3 separate regions of the Homo sapiens genome follow, and all the other regions are linked to region 3. A link is a contact called in ENCODE Hi-C or POLR2A ChIA-PET data. All regions are on one chromosome and are shown on one strand. The core of a region is the stretch at or near the end of the contact, and the rest is flanking DNA. Distances in the headings are between cores, read along the strand shown.

The links. A loop is a pair of places that touch in the nucleus more often than their neighbours do. ChIA-PET counts read pairs that join two places held with the same protein, here RNA polymerase II (POLR2A). Pooled maps may share reads with other maps.
Region 1: a pooled map shows a loop between it and region 3 (5-fold over the local background). The contact joins the enhancer-like site here to the promoter of ATF3 in region 3. A Hi-C loop is called at or near these places in 6 of 50 pooled maps. POLR2A ChIA-PET finds 5 or more read pairs at or near these places in 24 of 52 experiments (A549, AG04449, AG04450 and 18 more).
Region 2: a pooled map shows a loop between it and region 3 (2.8-fold over the local background). The contact joins the enhancer-like site here to the promoter of ATF3 in region 3. A Hi-C loop is called at or near these places in 2 of 50 pooled maps. POLR2A ChIA-PET finds 5 or more read pairs at or near these places in 8 of 52 experiments (A549, BJ, Caco-2 and 4 more).

What each region holds. Positions count from the first base shown.
Region 1 is chr1:212,453,664-212,457,392 of GRCh38, reverse strand. No RefSeq gene overlaps it. Among named protein-coding and RNA genes, the nearest start is that of LINC02771, 17 kb to the left of the region's middle. RefSeq lists an enhancer at 3,613-3,729. Within about 2 kb of position 1,357, at least 4 of the 41 ENCODE cell types and tissues checked have a DNase peak (open chromatin) inside an H3K27ac peak, as active enhancers do.
Region 2 is chr1:212,818,372-212,821,986 of GRCh38, reverse strand. No RefSeq gene overlaps it. Among named protein-coding and RNA genes, the nearest start is that of SPATA45, 27 kb to the left of the region's middle. Within about 2 kb of position 2,191, at least 2 of the 41 ENCODE cell types and tissues checked have a DNase peak (open chromatin) inside an H3K27ac peak, as active enhancers do.
Region 3 is chr1:212,607,205-212,610,626 of GRCh38, reverse strand. ATF3 (activating transcription factor 3) reads right to left here and starts at 1,866. Exons shown (of 4, transcript NM_001674.4): 1 at 1,697-1,866. RefSeq lists silencers at 1,045-1,224, 1,235-1,374, 1,995-2,204 and enhancers at 1,485-1,544, 1,283-2,240, 2,241-3,198.

The DNA of each region.
Region 1 (3,729 bases), core at 108-2,607, 150 kb after region 3:
CTAAACACATTCTTCTGGTCTCTGCTTAATCCCAGCTCATTCTGTCTTATTAGGTCCCTCTGCTCTCCTATTGTTTTCCACCACTGTGCATTGCTGTGTCGTTCAGAGCATGTGTCACAGTGTGCTTTTTTTTTTTCCAAAATGTGCTGTCTGTCTATCTCCTCCTCTAGATTGCCAACTCACAAGAGTGGGGCCATGCCAGCTTCTTCCACCCCTGCAGACTCAGGGCCTGGCACATCATAAGTCTCAAGTGTTTGTCAAATGAATCTATTAAAAAATAGAAAATGGCTCTAGAGGCATTGAGATAAATGGACAGGTGATGGATCTGTAGATTGGGGTGTATGCGACATAACGAACTCTGAGGAATGTTGTGGAAGGCAATTGCTCTCCTGTCCTACAAACCATCTCCAGATAAAGAGGACAGCAGGCAGGATGACTGCTCTGCCATCATGGTGTTTCTGCTGTGCTTGTGACTCTGTTCAGCCCTGTACATCCATGGAGATTAGGGCCTGAACCCAGGCTTCTCCCCTCATCCCAACTTCACCTCTGCTTCTTGGAAGGCATGGGGCTCATTGAGTGTTATAGCTGGTGGGACCCTATAGATTACAAAGGTGGCTCCACATCACCATCACCTGGGGAACATTTAAAAACATCAGTGTCTGGACACTACCACTAGTTTCCGATTCTTTGAGTTCCACAGTTCAGTGTAGCATAGTGGATGCCCAGAAACATGAACTCAAGTCCTAACTCTGCCACATACTGTATGATCTTGGCCAAGTTACTTGACTTCTCTCTGCCTCGATTTCTGGAGATGACAGCAGTATCAATCTCACAGGCTTGTTGTGAGGATCAAAGTCAACAATGTATGTGAAGCTCTTGGTGCAATGTCTGGCTCAGAGTAAATACTGAATAAAATGTAGCTATTATTGAAATTATTATCTCACAGCTACTTAGCGGCTGGCGTGGGATGAGCCTCCTGATCCTGGATCCAGTGTTCTTTCCAACACGTCACTCTGAATGTGCACACAGCCTGAGGTCAGACTCGGCAAGGCAAACATATAGTTGCTCTCCCTGGGACCCTTTAATTAAACCGTATGGAACAGAGAACTGCCCCTGAGAACCAACAGCAGATCTGACCCCTGGGAAGCAGAGAGCTGGAGAACACAGGAGTTCGGCAGTGCAGCTTTCAGGTCCTTTGGGAAGCCATTTGGCTGCTTCTGTTAGCATTTCATTATGGAAATACTGGGAACCAAAAATAGAAGTTCTTGAGGGAGCTTAATCCTCTGGGCTTTACAAAACAGCTGCTGGAGAGTTCCCGGAATTGACCACCAGGGGGCACTGTCGTCCCATGCAGGCAGCTGCTGGTGGGTCGGACCAGGACAGAAGTGTCCAAGAAAAAACCAACACCCTTCAGCAAGCTCCTACCCCAAGCCTGCCTTGCTGGGGACTCTGTGGCTGGGATCCCTGTGGATCTCCACAGCTCCTGGTCCTAGAGAAACCACTTTGCAACTCAGCCCACTGCTCTCCTCTTTGGGGACCCTTAAGAGCAGAGCAGGTTCCTGCATTTATTTTAATCGATCCTTCCTCCCACCTCACCCCAAAACCAGGACCTAGGGCAGTGCTGGACATATAATAAGCAAGAAATATGCATCTCCTTTGTTGATTAATGGATATGTGAAATCAGGTGCAATTGTTAAATTGTGGGACGTATCAAATAACAAAATTTCAATAAATTGAGCTGTAAAGGTCTAGTTTGCCTTTATTAGCAATTCATGAACTGGGCAGTATCCAGTCTACAAAATAAAAAGGAACTCCCATGAGCTGAGCTAAGGGCTGAGCTTATAGGCAGAAAAGGCTGAAGAAAGCCAAAACAAGAAATAAGATGCAGATTGGCCGTTTCAAAGTTACTTTCCTTATTGAGGATCTTGTTAGCCTAATGGGATATGACTATCAACTCTCTCCTGATTTCTCAGAAGCTCAGATCCAAGTAAACAGCTTCGTTTTTGGTTTCGTGGTGCGGAACCTTAGTGTGAGTGACTCCATTTTGGATGGGTCTGTTGGACCCTAATGCAGGAGGTCAGTCCAAATAATGGCCTCCCATACATTTTGTTTAACAGAAGGAAACTGCTTGATCTTTGAAGGAATGGCAGAGAGAGTGCAGTGGTGTGAATCAGACAGAGGTTATGAGTGACAGTTAAGGGGAGGGTCATGGATAAACGGGAAAGGGGAAGAAGTGAGAGGGCTCAGGCAGGAAGGCAACAGATGTATTTCAGGGATCCTGAGTAGTAAGAGATTCCTCAATGTGGAGGCCAAATCCAGAAATATGGGGGAGATTAGACAAGGGAGTCCCAGCCACAGCTCACATGGCCTCCAGGTGGGCATCACCGGCCACCACAGCCACTATGACCTCTCCTATCTTTGGGGTGGCTTGCAGCTGCCACCAGCAGGCTCTGAGCTCCCACAGGTGGGCCTGGGTCCCACGACCTCCCTCTGGGTGATGCCATGGGGCTTAGTACCCTGAGCCTGTATCACACATCCTTAGTCCGAGAGAGCCTCTCTCAAATGACAGCAGGTCTTGTTCACCACAGAATTCTGTGAAGACTAGAGCACAAGAAATACTTGTTAACTAAAGGATTAAACTATGTGTTAAAAAAAAAAAAAAAAAAAAAAAGCAAAACAAGGCCAGGTGTAGTGGCACATGCCTACAATCCCAGCACTTTGGCAGGCCGAGGCAGGAGGATTACTTGAGATCAGGAGTTCAAGACCACCCTGGCCAACATAGTGAAACTCTGTCTTTACTAAAAGTAAAAAAATTAGCCGGGTGTGGTGGCAGGTGCCTGTAATCCCAGCTACTTGGGAGGCTGAGGCAGGAGAATCACTTGAACCCAGGAGGCAGAGGTTGCAGTTTGCACCATTGCACTCCAGCCTGGGAGACAGAGAGACAGACAGACACACACATACACACACACACACACACAGAAGTAGAGTCTCTCTCCACAGGACCTCCAGGTACCTTCCCTGGCTATGATTTTAGAGTCTCTGCCACCAGCTCGGCATGCCACATCCTAATTCCAATGGCCCTGGGGTGGAGCTCCCTGGAAGGCTCGATCTTGAAGCACAACAGGGCAGAATGGAAAGTGGCCAGGCTGGAAGGAAGACTTGCCTTGGAATCTCAGCTCCAGCACCTCTCAGTTGTCAGAGGTGTAGTTTCCCTTGCAAGTTACTTATGCTTCCTAAGACCCAACCAAATGTTAGTACCACCTTGAAGAGAATAAATTAAGCCGCAAACATGGCATGCCAGCACCTGGCTCATGCTAGCCCAGTGCCGCTATTGCAATGACCATCAGCACCGACTTGGACAAGAGGCAGGGGCAGGGGCAGTGAGGCAGGAAGTAGGCTTCAGCTGGGAGAGGCAAGGACAGGGTAGAGGTAACTGCAGCCAAGGGGGCGGGGGGACAGCAGGGGAGCAAAAGCCTGGCTCACACACAGGGAAAAGACAGCAGCAGCCTGGCTGATCAGGCTACTCTGAAATAGCTGCACCCACCAGCCACCCACTGGAGACCTTAGGCTTCCGCTCCCTGACACCTCAGGGTCACACTCGCTCCAGGTTCTGCCTCCAGCCCCGCTTAGTGTCTCAGCTGCTGGATTTTCCCTCTCTCAGGATCTCCTAGAGCCTGGCTTCCTGTGGACGGTTTGCAGCCAGCTTGGCAATGCCTTCCCAGCACCCTC
Region 2 (3,615 bases), core at 942-3,441, 210 kb before region 3:
TAAAAACACAACGATTAGCTGGGCATGGTGGTGGGCACCTGTAATCCCAACTACTCAGGAGGCTGAGGCAGGAGAATTGCTCGAACCCAGGAGGCGGAGGTCGCAGTGAGCCAAGATCGCACCAGTGCACTCCAGCCTGGGTGACAGAGAAAGACTCTGTCTCAAGAAAAAAAAAAAAGGCAAGCATCAGAAACAAAATTTGGCTAATTTATTATTATTATTTATTTATTTATTTTTTTAACAGAATCTTGCTCTGTCACCCAGGCTGGAGTGCAGTGACACGATCATGGCTCACTGTAGCCTCGACCTCCTGGGCCCAAGCGATCCTTCTACCTCAGCCTCTCAAGTAGCTGGGAACACAGGCATGTACCACCAGGCCTGGTGAGTTTTTAAATGTTTTGTAGAGACCGAGTCTCCCTATGTTGCTCAGGCTGGTCTTGAACTCCTAGGTTCAAGTGATCCTCCCGCCTTGGCCCCCCAAAGTGCTGGGATTATAGGCACAAGCCACTGTGCCCAGCCAAATTTGGCTAATTTAAGCAGAAAAGGAATTTACTGAAGGATATTGAATAGTTCATAAAATTTCCAGGAGGGATGACAAAACAAACTCAAGCCAGTGTACAAGAACCATAGAGACTCCACTGCCACAGACACTGGGCATAGACTGTGTGGCTAACACACTGCCACCTTCTGCAAGCTAGCCTCAGAATATTGCCATTAAAATCCCTGCCACACTACCCACACTTGTAAGCATGGAGTAAGCTCAGTACTGGCTTTTTAAAATCAGTGTCCTGGTTGCAAGAGGGGCTGGAAAGTGATTACTTGGCAGTTTTAACTTCTATAGTGGGAAGCAGGTTTGCTTAATAAGGTGAGGCATTCCCCACACAAAGGGAACTCACATATGGGATGACCAAAAACAAAACAAAACAAAACAAAAACAACAAACCTGTCTAACGTCCATCCATGTGAACCGCAAGATCCCTTCTCCCTCCCTAATACTTCCCTCAGTTATTGCCTGTACACTCAGAGGCCAGCCCCCCAATTCAGAGTTCCTGATTTGCAATACTCTAAGGATGGCCTGTGAAGGATGTCACTTAAGCTCATGTAGATGGCAGACTGGGAGGCATTTGATATTTGGAAAACAGTGCTGGGATGGAAGTCAGGGTATTATAGTTCTAAATGTATCACACATTAGCTGTGAGAATTTATACAATTTAGTTAAATTACTTGAGCCTCAGAAGTAATCCACAGAAAAGTCTTGTACACACATTAGGCTCTTAACACTTTCTGTTCTTACATGCTAGGCAAGGTTCTCAACATGTACAACTTTTTTTTGAGACTGAATCTCGCCTTGTTGCCCAGGCTGGAGTGCAGTGGCACAATCTCAGCTCACTGCAACCTCCACCTCCTGGGTTGAAGTGATTCTCCTCCTTCAGCCTCTTGAGTAGCTGGGACCACAGGTGCATGCCACAAAGACCAGCTAATTTTTGTGTTTTTAGTAGAGGCAGGGTTTCGCCATGTTGGCCAGGCTGCTCTTGAACTCCTGACCTCAAGAGATCCACCTGCCTCAGCCTCCCAAAGTGCTGGGATTACAGGCGTGAGCCACTGTGCCTAGCCTCAATATGTATAACTTAAACTACTAAACTGAGAAATGAGAAGTTATTTGCACCATTTTTAATACCTAAGGCATAAATACTACAGATTTTCATGAATTACAGGAATGCTCACTAAAGAAGTCATCTTTTTTGGAGATATGTGTGTTTCAGAATTAGCCAAAGAGGAAGGGTTTCAGGAGGTCCTATTAGGATATTTTTGCTTAGAGTCCTATGTTTAAACTTGTAGCACTGGTAATCTTTGAATTATCTCATCTCTTTCCATTTTATCTTTTTTACTGACTCTGTAATCATCAGTACTGACGTTGTCATAATTTATAAAGGACAGTGAGATTTGCCTATGCTTGAAAAGCTAAGCTCTAACAAGCATAGAACAGTCTCTGGAAACCCTTTCTAAGTTACTCAGATCCTATAAATGAAATGAAAATTTACATATGCTGCTTTGAAGTATTCTGTCAAAAGCACAAAAGGGCAAGAAAGGGCAAAGGCAAGAAATTAAACTCTGAAGTATGAGTGAAGCTTGACCATGCAAAAACGGGATTCCCCTTCATGTTTAGTTTAGAAGGCGGGCTTGGAGAGGGGAAGGAAATGTGCAACAGCAAAGTACGGAGGGGATTACGACAGGAAAATAGTGAACCAGAGATAAAGAGCAAGCAGCAAGGTGATTAAATGAACTCTTAGTTACAAAATAATGAAAGAAAAGAGCCGATAACAATTCTTTAAAGAATAAGACAATTTCATCTGATTCTTACTCAAATAAAGACAAGAGCTAGAATAAGAGGGCAACCCATCTTTCTGGGACCCCTCTCTCATCCAGACAGCTTTCTTCCTTTTGCTTATTAAACTTCTGCTCTAACCTAAAAAAAAAAAATTAAAAGAAAAAAAAGAAAGAAAGAAAGAAAAGAAAAAAAAGGAGCTAGAATACAAACCATTTCCTTTAGTAAGGAAGGTCACCATATGCTGCGGCAGTGTGGCGAGGGAGGTGGCAGATCTCTTTTTGCCTTTCAGTTGAGGGGAGAGGGTGTTCCTATAGAATGCAGAAAGACTTGTTCCAGGCCAAAAGAGTTTATTCCTATTTTTCAGAATGGTTCAACATTAGGAAATCTCTGGATGGTATTTAGTAGATTTATAAGTTAAAGGAGAAAAATATGTTTCTCAAAAAACTGTGGAAAGGAGGCTGGGCTCGGTGGCTCACACTTGTAATCCCAGCACTTTGGGAGGCTGAGGCAGGTGGATCACCTGAGATCAGGAGTTCAAGACCTGCCTGGTCAACATGGCGAAACCCTATCTCCACTAAAAATACAAAAAATAAGCCGGGCGTGGTGGCGGGTGCCTGTCATCCCAGCTACTCAGGAGGCTGGGGCAAGAGAATCACTTGAACCCAGGAGGTAGAGGTTGCAGTGAGCCGAGATCGTGCCACTGCACTCCAGCCTGGGCTACAGAGTGGGACTCATTTAAAAAAAAAAATGTGGAAAGGTATGTGATATCCAATAGCCATTGCAGATTGAAAGATAAATATTTTTCTCTATTGCAGTCAGTTTAAGACTTACTGCCTCCATTCACTAATTTAAAAATATTTGAGGCTGAGCATGGTGGCTCACACCTGTAATCCCAGCACTTTGGGAGGCCGAGGAGGGCGGATCACGAGGTCAGGAGTTCGAGACCAGCCTGGACAACATGGTGAAACCCCGTCTCTACTAAAAATACAAAAAAATTAGCTGGTTGTGGTGGCGGGCACCTGTAATAGCAGCCACTTGGGAGGCTGAGGCAGGAGAATCGCTTGAACTCGGGAAGCGGAGGTTGCAGTGAGCCGAGATTGCACCACTGCCCTCCAGCCTGGGTGACAGCGTGAGACTCTGTCTCAAAAAAAAAAAAAAAAAAATTGAGAGCATATCATATTGCAGGCCTTGTTTCAGACTATGTAGAAGATGCAAAAACAAACTAAAATTGGTTTGTTCTCAAAAGGCTTGCAATTTCTAAAGATGGAAAACACATACACAGGTAG
Region 3 (3,422 bases), core at 617-3,116:
AGAGAGAGAGAAAAAGAAGGCTCCCATCACTGCCACAGATGCTGGGTGCTGTATCTTATCCCCACTGCGGGCGTGGGGTGCTGCCTTCTTTGCTGTCTCTGAAACCATTCCGACAGTAACTGCAATCCTCACCCCATCCCATCTTTGCCCAGGATATCCTCAAAGCAGGAGCCTGTATGTTGTAGCATTATTCTACAACCAATGCTAACTGCAAAACAATGGGGACAGTAATACCAATTTTTTGCCTTCACTTTAAGTTACAGAGACAGAAACTTCGAACAGAAGATATGACTGTCACCTACAACGAAAGGGGTACACTGAGAGAACATCCAGATTTTCTGGCTCTCCTTTTCTTTCTGGGTTCATCAAGGATTTAGTAACTATTTTATTTGTAAGAAAGCATATGTGACCTATGCAATGAAATTAGGGAAAAGAAAATGTTTAGGAGGAAAGGAAGTAGATGAGAAATGAAAATGGGAGTGGGGGGAGCAGAGAAGGAGAACGAATCCAGTGGAAAGAAAGCTGGTGAGGGAAAAGATGCCCTGCAGAAAAGTCCCCTTTCCCCCACTGTCTGGACACTGGTGAATGACATTAGATAGAGACCCACCCCATTCAAGTCCCCTCACTGGCTCCTTTTCTCCCCACTACACCACTCCAAAATCTGAAAATCTCCAGACAGAAAGGACCTTAGTAGTTATCTGGTCCAACCACTGCATTGTGCCCTCCAACACGCAGAGGGGGCCGGTACTGCCCATGTGCCCTTATTTCCCGGCTCCGCATACTGAGGCCCAACGACATCGATTGCAGTGTAAGCGCTCAGAGTCCTGGCACTAGACCACAAAGCCATTCTCTCAAATATCTGCACAAGTGGCTCCACACCCTCGCTTCCCCGCCACGGTGGGTCTCCCGCGGACCCGCCGAAGGAAAAGCCAGAGTGAGAGTCCCAGGTGTGTGGGAGTCCCGGGCTCGGGGTCCGGACACCAGCCGTTGCCGGGAGCCCTCCCCGTCTTCCGCCCCGGGACAGCGCGACACCAGCGCTCGCCACTTCCAAGCTTATCCCAGCTAACTTTTTCTCGGGGTTGCCTTCACGGTCCTGCCGCCAGTGCTGCGGGGTACCCAGGGCGACCCCCAGCGGCCGCGCCCGGGACGCCTCCCGCCCTCTCGCCCCTTCCCCATTCATTCCTCTCGGCGCGTGGGGCAGCCCTCCCGCAAGCCTCCGGCCTTCGTGCCTCTCTGCGCCCCCCCCCCCCCACCCGGGAAGGATCGGCTCCCACAGTGCCGTGTCTCGAAGCGAGGGATGGAGCGGGACGGCGAGCGAGGCAGCCTCGGACACCCCAACGCACCCGCCCACCCACCTTACGCCCTCTCCCAGCCGGGCAAGCCAGCGCCGTCGGCGGAGAGAAGCGGCGCTCGAGGCTGGCGGCAGAGTGGACGCCCGACCTCCGTCACCAGGAACCTTTCGCGCCCCAAGTCAAAAGAGAAAGTTAGTTCTTTCGCTTTGCGGGAAACTTTTCGAAGCGCCGAGGAGCAGCGGTGGCTTAGAAGAAGTTTAAGCCAGAGTTATTTCCAAGCCGGAGGCTGGGGGCGCGGATCCGGGGTGGGTCAGGGGTCGGCGGACTGGTTACTTAGAGGGGCGCGAAGGGAATGAAGGCGAGCAGCCCTCGTCGCGCTCACTCCCTCGGCTTCCAGCGCTCACCTCCAGGCTCCGCTCGGGGCGGCCAGGGTCGGGACGGGGTCGGGCGGGCTGTTTGTCTGGCCGGCGGGCGAGCACCGAGGACTCACGGCCGGCGCGCGGGCTGAAGGGTGCGCTCGGGCGGCGGCGAGAGAAGAGAGCTGTGCAGTGCGCGCCTGGCTGCGTGCGACTGTGGCTTGGAGAGCGTTGCATCACCCCTTTTATAGCCCTCAGGCTGGCGGCGCGGTCGTTTACTCCGTGTTGCCAGTCCCAGGCTGACGTAATGCTATTAATAGCTTCCCGGGAGAACCGGCCGAACGGAGCGGAGGAAGGGGGGTGGAGGAGGGGCCAAGGCGGGGCCGAAGGCGGGTGGAGAGAGGGGGCACTGGTGATGCAAGTTCGGGGAGGAGCCAGCCCAGGCGCGTTCCCCCAGCCTCGCTCACTGAGACACACACCAGCCCGCCCTCTCTCTCCATATCAGGACCGGAGCCGCCCGGGATAGCCGCCAGATGTGCGTACTCGCTGCTGCGTGTTCCAGGCATGACCAATGGTGCCCAAGCCAGCGGCATGACTCCACCGCGCTGGCATCTGTCCCTCCGCTAGGTTGAAGAGCGGGGGGGGCGGGGAAGGTGGGGAGGCGGGTCCCGGCCCCAGCCCAGACTAGGTGAGGCTGGGAAGCGGGCACGACCTTTCTCTAAAATGCGTGGTCATTTTCTGGAGCTTCAGGAAAATACCCCCTCCCCCACTGGCCTCCTACTTCTCTAGCAGGGGCGGAGTAGGGGCAGAAGCGTTAGTCTGTGGTGTGGGGAAGGTGTCCAAAGTCACCCTTCGGTGTATCCACGCCGTTACCCGCCGGGTGTGACCTCTGCGGCGGGGACCGCGAGAAGCCCGCCGGTTAACACAAAAGCGGAGGGCAGCCCTCGGCTGGCACCGTGCGCCCGAGCCCGCAGCCCCGGACACTCCACATGGACGCACACGCAGGACAGCTCCGGGCTCCGAAACTAGGGCGAGTGGTAGGACCGTATCGGTTCGATTTTTTTTTTTTTACAATCACAAAGCGTTTGAAATTGACAAGAACATGTCAGTGAAACCAACAAGAGCGTGAAAAGATCGGAGTCCAGGAGGAATCAGAGGCAACCCGGTGGGAGGGTAGGAGGGGGCGGAAGCCAGCGGCCAGGAGGAGGGGGAAAGAGAAGGTGCTTTGGGGTCCGCGAACCTGCCCAGGCCTGGGGGTCGCCCCGCTCTCAGGCAATATTTAGGGAAAACCCATGTTCAGCTTTCACGTGTTCTTCTGCTCCCAGAGCCGATTGGACTGGGACCGGACGGCCCGGAATGGGGACGCAATGACCACAGGCGGAACCCGCAGCAGAAATCCCCTCTGCCCTCAAGCCAGGGTGGCGGGAAAGGCGGGGCCCCGTGGTCCGAGATTCGAGCTGAGACCTCAGCAGAACTGGGTTTGAACCTTAAAAACGATTTCCTGGTTCTTATTCCCCGACCCCAACAATTTCTGCTCAGAGAGCGGCAGAACCAAGGAACCTTCTTGACTGCCCGTGGATGACTATTTGTAGACACAAGTGTGGCCTGGGACTTTCGCACCTGCCTGGGAGGGAGACCTGCGCGGCCGCAGGGTGTGGGGGCACGGTGAAGGGCAGAAACACCTGCTCCTTTCCACCTGCCTCTGGGAGAGAGGCGGCCGAAGGTCACAGTTTGGTAATTTGGGGTAGAAACTAGAGGTGTCTGGAGCCTGGGT